2 separate regions of the Homo sapiens genome follow, and region 2 is linked to region 1. A link is an interaction called in ENCODE POLR2A ChIA-PET data of the cell type or tissue named here. Cell type or tissue: GM12878. All regions are shown on one strand.

Region 1 (5,000 bases):
TCCATCACAGGTGCTGAAAACACTCTTGGAGGCAACTGCAGCTCTTTTGAAAGTTTTAATTGCGTCTTTCAATAATCCTTCCCCCAGGAGGAGCAAAGGCCAGTGCAGATGATGTATCAGGAGGCCACGTTTAAGCTCGCCCACGTGGGCGAGGTGCGCGCGCAGCTGCTGGAGCTGCCCTACGCCAGGAAGGAGCTGAGCCTGCTGGTGCTGCTGCCTGACGACGGCGTGGAGCTCAGCACGGTAAGACCCGGGCTGCGGGAAGAACCCAGGGACACCTTTGCGGGCAGAACTCGAGTGCCACTTCCACCTCTCATATTCACCTTCTGAGTTGGCGATGCGGCAGACGCACACTGTGCAGGCACTTGGCGTTGGGATCGAACTTTTGTTCAAGGCTGACTTTTCCCAATATTGTCTGCGTGATCTGCCAAACTACACATCTCAGTCCTCTGTTTTTTCATCGCTAGAAGGAGTGGGCGGCGGTTAAAATGCCTTTTAAAATAAATCAGGTAGGAGGAAGCTTATAAAAATCCTGCTAGTTTGATGAATGGCAGACTTTTAACTCTAAAAGCATAAATGACTGCTCGGGGTTATTGCCTCCTAGAGTTATGATGAGGATAAAATGTGGGTAATTCAGGTAACAAGCTTACCACATTGCCTGGCAACTAGTAAATGCTCTACAAATGTGATCCATTATTACAATCATCATTCTTAGCATTATGCTTTTAAAGTCTAGGAACCTGAAATAGAGAATGAGGAAGTCTTAACTTTGACCTAACAAGGCTGGGAGGGGGCATCCAGGGAGGTGTGAAGTCCAGTTCTCAGAGGGTGGGACCAGAGGCAGCCTCTGAGGGCACATCCAGGCACTCGGCTTCCTTTCAGCATGGATCTCCAGGGTGAGAGAGTCAACCATGGCAAATGGCAGGCAGTGGGACCCCATGACTTAAGAGGTCTGTGTGCGCAGCAGCCATTGGCTCTCCCTCTGCCCACCTTCCTGAAACTATGCTCCGGAAACTATGCAGAATCTCTCTGGGGCAGATAATCCTCTGGTAACCTCTCTGCTCCGGAAACTATGCAGAATCTCACCTGGGACAGATAATCCTGTTGGAGTGGCTCACACTGAGAGCCCTTTCGTTTCCAATCCTTTTCTTTACTAGCAATGGTTTGTTGTCTTTAAAAAGACTATGTTTGAAAAAAAAACACAGTCGCCTGGGCATTGACACTTGTCACAATACAAGATGTCTCTGGAGTTGTTGGATAAGGAGAGGACAGCCACAGCCTTCCTGCCTCTGACTGCTTGGTGTCTCTCCCCCTTGTCAAGGAAGTGGCACATGGGACATAGGACAAGTAAGAGTGCTCACAAGCTTCTGGCAGATGAAGGGGCCACTGATCCTATGTGAACAAACAACACCTACGTGCAAGGGGAGGAAGGGAACTGTGAGTGCCTGTGCGCTTGTACATGTGCACTGAAGTCGGAATCTTAAAGTCTAATTCTGGTCTTTCAGGTGGAAAAAAGTCTCACTTTTGAGAAACTCACAGCCTGGACCAAGCCAGACTGTATGAAGAGTACTGAGGTTGAAGTTCTCCTTCCAAAATTTAAACTACAAGAGGATTATGACATGGAATCTGTGCTTCGGCATTTGGGAATTGTTGATGCCTTCCAACAGGGCAAGGCTGACTTGTCGGCAATGTCAGCGGAGAGAGACCTGTGTCTGTCCAAGTTCGTGCACAAGAGTTTTGTGGAGGTGAATGAAGAAGGCACCGAGGCAGCGGCAGCGTCGAGCTGCTTTGTAGTTGCAGAGTGCTGCATGGAATCTGGCCCCAGGTTCTGTGCTGACCACCCTTTCCTTTTCTTCATCAGGCACAACAGAGCCAACAGCATTCTGTTCTGTGGCAGGTTCTCATCGCCATAAAGGGTGCACTTACCGTGCACTCGGCCATTTCCCTCTTCCTGTGTCCCCAGATCCCCACTACAGCTCCAAGAGGATGGGCCTAGAAAGCCAAGTGCAAAGATGAGGGCAGATTCTTTACCTGTCTGCCCTCATGATTTGCCAGCATGAATTCATGATGCTCCACACTCGCTTATGCTACTTAATCAGAATCTTGAGAAAATAGACCATAATGATTCCCTGTTGTATTAAAATTGCAGTCCAAATCCCATAGGATGGCAAGCAAAGTTCTTCTAGAATTCCACATGCAATTCACTCTGGCGACCCTGTGCTTTCCTGACACTGCGAATACATTCCTTAACCCGCTGCCTCAGTGGTAATAAATGGTGCTAGATATTGCTACTATTTTATAGATTTCCTGGTGCTTAGCCTTATAAAAAAGGTTGTAAAATGTACATTTATATTTTATCTTTTTTTTTTTTTTTTTTCTGAGACGCAGTCTGGCTCTCTGTCGCCCAGGCTGGAGTGCAGTGGCTCGATCTCGGCTCACTGCAAGCTCCGCCTCCCGGGTTCACGCCATTCTCCTGCCTCAGCCTCCCGAGTAGCTGGGACTACAGGCGCCCGCCACCACGCCCGGCTAATTTTTTGTATTTTTAGTAGAGACGGGGTTTCACCGTGTTAGCCAGGATGGTGTCGATCTCCTGACCTCGTGATCCACCCGCCTCGGCCTCCCAAAGTGCTGGGATTACAGGCTTGAGCCACCGCGCCCGGCTATATTTTATCTTTTATCTTTTTCTTTGACATTTACCAATCACCAAGCATGCACCAAACACTGCTTTAGGCACTGGGGACACAAAGGGGACAGAGCCATCCTCCTTTGACACCTGGTCTTCAGTTCTGTGCCCAACGTATATAGTTTTGACAATGACCAGGTTGGACTGTTTAATGTCTTTCAACTTACCACGTAATCCTCTTGTAGGGATCACATCTTTCTTTATGATATTGTATTTCTCTACCTCTAACAGTAAAAATTCCATTCAACCCTTAAAGCTCACTTCAAATTCTTCTTTGAGAAGTTTTTCCTTTCTCCGCAACCAGATGTACATATTTGAACTCTCTTTGTACTTGGAGGGCACTTCTTTCGTGGTAGTTCTTTTATTTTTATTAATCTCTGTATCCTTAGATAGTCCTCCAACAACCAAAGGTTGGGACTCTGTCTTACATATCTGGGTGCCCCTCATAGTGCAGTAATAAGTAAGTTGATTATATACGAGCTATGTAACTTATATTTTTTAATGGTTGGATATCACTGAGTTTTTTTTTTTAAGAATTTTTTTATTGAGGTAAACTTCACATAACATAAAATTAACTATTTTAAAGTGAGAAGTTCAGTGCCACTTAGTATTGTTAACAATGTTGCATAACCACCACCTTTATTTAAAGTTCCAAAAAAAATGTTCTCCTCTAAAAGGAAACCCCATCCCATTAAGCAGATACTCTCCATTCCTTCCTTCCTCCAGCCCCCAGCAACCACCAATCTGCTTTCTGTCTCTATGGATTTATCTATTCTTGCTATTTTATATAAATTGAATTGTATGAGACCTTTTGTGTCTGGCTTCTTTCACTTAGTACAAGTTTTTGAGATTTATTTACATAGTAGCATGTATCAACACTTCATTTTTATGGCCAAATAAAATTGTATTATGTGTTTATAGCACAATTTATTTATCCACTCATTCATTGATGGACTTTGGGTTGTTTCTGACTTTTGGCTATTGGGAATAGTGCTGCTATGAATGTTTGTGTACCTGTATTTGTTTGAATGCCTATTTTGCATTCTCTTGGGTATATATCTAGGAGTGGAACTGCTGGGTCATATGTTAATTCTATGTTTAGCTTTTTGAGGAACAGACAAACTGTTTTCCACAGCAGTTGAACCATTCCACATTCCCACCAGCAATGTATGAGAATTCCAATTTCTGTCCACTTCCTCACCAACACTTATTATTTTCCTTTTCCTTTTTTTAAAAAAAATAAGTTATGGCCATCTTAGTGGGTGTGAAGTGGTATCTCATTGTGTTTTTTATTTGCATTTCCTATGTAATGAGCTAGAAACTAAAGTACAAACTAGATGGGACATCCAGTCCCTTTGATAGATAATGCTGAGTAAAAAATGAGATGAAAGACATTTGTTTGTTTTTAGAACACGAGTGACAGTTTGTTAAAAAGCTTTAGAGGAGGAATGAAAACAAAGTGAAGTACACTTAGAAAAGGGCCAAGTGGACATCTTGGATGTCAAGTGCCTAGTTCAGTATCTTTTTTTTTTTTTTTTTTTTTTTTGAGACAGTGCCTCACTCTGTCACCCAGGCTGGAGTGTAGTGGCATGATCTGGGCTCACTGCAACCTCCTCCTCCTGGATTCAAGCAATTCTCTTGCTTCAGCCTCCCAAGTAGCTGAGACTACAAGCACCCACCATCACACCCAGCTAATTTTGTATTTTTCAGTAGAGACGGGGTTTCGCCACATTGGCCGTGTTGGTCTTGAACTCCTGGCCTCAAGCGATCCGCCTACCTCAGCCTCCCAAAGTGCTAGGATTACAGGCATAAGCCACTGAGCCCAGCCCTAGTTCAGTATCTTTTATGTAAATTACAAACATCTGCAACATTATGTATCATATGCAGATACTTATTGCATTTCTTTTATTAGTGGTGAAAGTGTTCTATGCATTTATTGGCTCTTGAATTTCCTCATCTATGAATTGTCATTCATACACCTACTTTTCTGCTTCGTTTTTACATATGTCTTTGCCTATTAAAGATATTATCCCTCTGTTTTATATTTTCTCTCATTCTTGTATTGCCTTTTAAATTTTGTTATGATGTTTCATTAATAAACAGTGTTTTGTTTTCCTCTATAATCAAATCTAGATTTTCCCTTTGTGATTTCCGACACCACTTCCATTCTTAGAAGTACTTTTCCATTCATAAAGTAGTAAAATAAAATAGTTTTTTCTCTAAACTTTTATTTTTGTAATGATTTAACTAATTCACATGGAATTTGATTTTGTATTATTGACATTCAGGAGAAAGCATAATTTTATTTATTAGCCAA
Region 2 (5,000 bases), 1.1 Mb after region 1:
AGTGGCAACATACAGCATTAAATGGGTAGCATATGCATATATCAAGAGTCATCTTCTCTGGAGTCTCCCTCCAGTTTTAATTCTCCCTCCCTCCCCAGCCCCTCAGCCAATTTCTCTTGATTTCCTTGCTTTGCCTTCCTTCTTTCCTGACTTCTGTTATTCTAGAATGTGACTAGAAAGTAGGGAAGGAAAAGCACAGCCCTATTTTCTCGTCTTCTTTCACCTATTTCGATAATAATGAAGACCTTCAGACTTAAAAGTATATCTTGATCACAGTTTTCCCATTTAAAAATTATTCCCATCAGAGGTATCACAACTTGAAAAAGAAAACTAGACCAAAGGCAGGTGGCTGGGAGTCAAAAGGCACCGTGTTGCCAAGGCTTGAGCTTTCTTAGATATATGCCATCCACTCCAGCATATCATCGTTAGAGATTAAATCCATAATAAATTGGATGTTTTAAAGAGACTGTTTTTTATTATCTGAACATTGAGGGGAAAAGAAGGAGGGAGCGGGGGACTCTTTGCCAGCGGGAAGCACAGAACTAGCTGCCTCCCCTCACCACCCGCACCCTCCACCCTCGTCACGGCCAGTTCTCCACTCTTACTCCACCTCCAGCCCAGATCCCTGGCTCCAGTCCCTTCCCTCGCTAATCTTTGACCTACACGATATCCTAGGGATCGGTAGGAGTAAAGGTTTGAAAGTTCCTATTTGAAAACAAGTCTTAGTGATCAAAATGCCTCTTTGCTGGCTGGTGAAGTATGGACCAGGCCCAGAACACCCTATGTTTGACAGAAGTAAGTTGGGGGATTTTTAAGTTATTTGTGTTCCAGTACTTTCCATAAGGAAGAAGTATGTTTTGAAGCAAGCAAGATACAGGTTTGTGTTGCCACCAGTGTGTCATAGCCTGCAGTTCACACACCCGGTGTAGGTGTCAACAAAGCTGTCTCGTATTCTCCAACAGTATGCGATGCCAAAACCAGAAAATGGGATCTGATTGCAAGGGAGGCACTGGCAAAACAGAACTTTACAGTGCTCGGTTCTGTTTGACATTTAGGGGACATTCGCTTGGAGGACTCCCAAACAAGTAATACGCCAAGAGAAGGGATGGCTTCTGCCTTCTCTTGGAGATTCAGCGGGTGGCTGGCTTTAGGCAGAATTACAGAGCCTTCTGATCCAAAGGAGCCTCACGCTTCTACCTCCACATGGGCCTCACTCACATTCCAGCTACGAGAAAGCCTGGATGCTCTTCCAGACCCACCCACACAAAAGGTTTGCACAAGACTCAGTGGTTCTACAGGTTCTGCTCTTATCTGAGAACTAAGTACAGAAACAGTTTCTTAATATTTCTTTAAAAATCTGGTTTCTTTTAAAATTATCCACTACAGTGACTTATATGAAAATCATACCACAGTGTGGAGTTGCATCTTGCAATGATAGCTTTTAAATTCTTAAAACTTTTAAGACAGGAGTGTGTGTGTGTGTGTGTGTGTGTGTGTGTGTGTGTGTGTGTGTGTGCTCTGTAATTAGAAGTAAATTTATACATCAAAATTTAAGCAAGGTTGTTCTTCAGAGTGCAGTCACAGTTAATGAAATTTCTAGAACTTTGGAATGAGTGCTTTTCTGAAGCTGGTACAAACTGAGATCGAAACCAAAACTGGAAAAATGTGAAAACTTTGTGTCCTTTGACTCCTTTGTTCAAGAATTGCAGGAAGATGTTTTCCAGGAGTACTTTTGAATATATAAAACCAGGAAATAACTATGTGACATTCCTAGCATTAGAACTGAAAAATGAGTCAGAGACAAAACTGAAACAAACAGAGACATCAAAGTGTCTGTTATCAAAGTGCAGATGCCTTGACTTGTTAGCAAACCTGTCCTGGTATATGCCAAGGCATGGGATCTGGTAATTATAGAGGACACTCCAAGCTGTGCCCATTGGGGTCCACAAATGCACACCTTCCCTTGTATTTATGTGAATGGTGTCCCTTGGAACATAATTTCTGAGCTTCCTGGGTTCAGATACCGGCTCTGCCACACATCCTAGCTGTGAAATGCTGGCCAAGTCTATTAAGTTCTTTCTGCCTCAGTTTCTCTCTATGTAAAATGAAGATAATATTCATACTTACCTCATAGGATTCCAGTGGGAAATTAAACACATTAATGTGTGTAGCTTTGGACTGTGACTATTTTAAAATGTTAGTAACTCTGATGATGATGATAGTACTGACATATACTTGCCACTGTGCTTTTCATTGTACAAATCAAAACATCACAAAACACTTACTTGAGAGGAGCTTTCAGTTTCATAGAAAGTCAGCATAGGTGGACACAAGTCTATTAAAATATTTATGACCTAAGCTCAAGAAGGAAGTGAGAGAGTTCTTTTTACCTTTTTAACATGTGGAGTTTACCAGATACACCTGTGCTTATAGCAGGCCAGCTATAACATTTAAATGACAATTTTTCCACTGACTGGGGGGTGGGGACGCTTTCATGACAAAACTGTTTCACCTCAGATCATCAAGCATTAGAGTTTCATAAGGAGTGTGCCACCTGGATCCCTCGCACGTGCAGTTCACAGTAGGGTTCACGCTCCTGTGAGAATCTGATGCCTTGGCTAATCTGTCAGGAGGCAGAGCTCAGGCAGTAATGCTCGCTTGCAGGCTGCTCACCTCCTGCTTTGCGGCCCAGTTCCTAACAGGCCATATACTGGTACTGGTCCCTGGCCTGGGGTTTAGGGATCCCTGCTTGAGCACACAGCAGTCATGATCTAAGGATCATTTGTTGGGCATATAGTAACACCATTCTTCCTACATTTTTGAGCCATTTGAATAAACATTCCTCACTGAATCAGATCACTTTTTTACTGACTTACTGTAAGGGAATGGGTAAAGCATCTGATGAGCGTATCAAACATCACTACAGTTTGAAGGAGCTACATCTTTCCTAAGTGCAGAGGAAGGAAGAAGCTTGTTCTCTGCTTCCTCAAGTTTTTCGCTACTAAAACAAAGTGAGCATTTGAATGGAAAACACAGCAAATTAATATTTTATGATTGTTATTTTTAACTGAAGCGAGAGGGTCAGTGAATTATTATGTTGCTAATGGAGCAAGTGTATGTAGAAGTTCAATATTAGAAGATTGAAATAAATTTTGAGGGTTGTGATTTGAAGTCATATTATCCCAAGGAAATTTTCCAAAACAGCATCAAATCTGAGCTCCCAAACATGACTTGATCATTATGAGCATTTGGGGAGCTTTATAAAATTAGAGTTTCCTGGGCCCCTCTCCAGTATACCTAATTGCAGTCTGCAGGCGTGAGGCCTGAGAATTTGTATTTTTTAAAAGTGCCACAAGGGTCTGAAAATACACTAAGAGTAGTCTATAACCTGGACCAGCTTCACTTTTTATCCTATTTTTTGAAGATCTATCATACTGAAAAATGACAAGTTTCATACTTTTTCTTACATAGATTTTTTTTCCTACATGTCTTCCTGCCTAAGATTTAATGACTACAGATCCCAGATCTCGGTAAGCCTACAAGGAGGAACTATGAGGCTGGGTGGACTTCCAGAGCCAGCATTCCAGGATCTCTTCCCCAGAGCCCTGTCCACAGTTCACAGCTGCAGAGCCCTCCAGGTCCTGTGGGGTTGTTGAATAGAGAAGCATACACAACCCTGTGCTTACATGGGGAGAAGAACTCTTTCCGCTGAAGCCACACCTCTGGTTACCACTTTCTCTTCCGATACAGGCATCCTGCTAATTTGGTGGAGTTTGTAGAGAGAAGAGAACTGGCCAGTCCCCGCCTTCCCCCCATCTCTGGCCTCACTGTTTATTGGGTCACTGTGACTATGCAGATTATATATTTCGGATAAATTATTAGCATTCATCTGAGTGCTTATTTAGGGTCCTGTTGCAAATGTTTCTTGAATATTTTAAAATTAAGGAGATGTTTAAATTGAGTACACTGAAATGTGGATGACTGTTAATGTGAATGAACTGCTTTCAGAATAAGAACATTTATTTACAAGTTCTTTAAATTGCAAAGCTTATTATACCATTGAAGCATTTCATGTGAACTTTCTGTTTTGAACTAATCTTTAAATTTTATTTGCATTCAAAGCATATTTCCTCCTGATTTGCCCATTTCTCATTGTTTGATTATCATTTTAAAATCTGTAATGTTTCATTCACCTTTTAATTTTTCCCCAATAAGGAAATACAGTTTATGAGGCACGCATAGATACTCTTCCTAATAAATGATTTAAGAGAAATATATGCATATATGCATCATATATCTGTATGTATATATACAGATATATGGGAAAAGGGATGAATATTCAGAAGGAAGATCAGTAGACTCCACACAGTCATTTTAGCCATTAGACTAGTGTTGTATGCATTAGTGTAATTTTGATGCCTTGTGGGTTTTAGATATAACTGGGAATTCCTTAAAAAACAAAAAATCTGTACCTCAGAGTCTTTGGTAGCATGTAGAAGTCTATGTATGAAAATACATTCATTTTTGATGATGATGATGATTGTTATTATTTTTGAGACGGAGTCTGACTGTGTCACCTTGGCAAGAGTGCAGTAGTGCTGTCTCAGCTCACTGTAACCTCTGCCTCCCGGACTCAAGTGATCCTCCCACCTCAGCCTCCAGAGTAGCTGGGACTACAGGCATGCGCCACCATGCCTGGCTAATTTTTGTGTTTTTGTTTTTGTTTTGTAGAGATGGGGCTTCGCTATGTTTCCCAGGCTGGTCTCAAACTCCTGGGCTCAAGTAATCACCCACCCCACCTCAGCCTCCCAAAGTGCTGGGATTACAGGGGTGAGCCACCGCACCTTGACCCCAGCCTCATTTTAGATTACTTAGGATATCATCGTCCAGGTGCAGTGGCTCACCCCTGTAAATTAACTTTTAAATACATTTAATCTAGAATGGACCATCTGTCTCCTTTTCAGAGGTTCCATATGATTTTTATATATTTGGGATAAGAA

What was found. Peaks named below come from ENCODE experiments on the same cell type or tissue, not always from the same donor. Only the 100,000 strongest peaks of a DNase experiment are listed, where the experiment ranks them.
Region 2: POLR2A ChIA-PET joins it to region 1 with 7 read pairs; 1 of 35 experiments calls an interaction of 5 or more read pairs at or near these places.

Annotation. Positions count from the first base shown.
Region 1 is chr6:2,887,076-2,892,075 of GRCh38, reverse strand. It overlaps SERPINB9 (serpin family B member 9), which reads left to right. Exons shown (of 7, transcript NM_004155.6): 6 at 88-243; 7 at 1,506-4,806. The coding sequence ends at 1,913. The region is part of intron 2 of SERPINB9-AS1 (SERPINB9 antisense RNA 1); the gene reads right to left. Among named protein-coding and RNA genes, the nearest start is that of SERPINB9-AS1, 5.6 kb to the right of the region's middle. RefSeq lists a silencer at 4,344-4,544. In GM12878, no CTCF peak of the experiment used is centred here; a DNase peak (open chromatin) is centred at 95; H3K4me3 peaks cover 444 bases.
Region 2 is chr6:1,794,754-1,799,753 of GRCh38, reverse strand. The region is part of intron 7 of GMDS (GDP-mannose 4,6-dehydratase); the gene reads left to right. Among named protein-coding and RNA genes, the nearest start is that of FOXC1, 190 kb to the right of the region's middle. RefSeq lists an enhancer at 2,370-2,549. In GM12878, no CTCF peak of the experiment used is centred here; DNase peaks (open chromatin) are centred at 2,344 and 2,620; H3K27ac peaks cover 876 bases.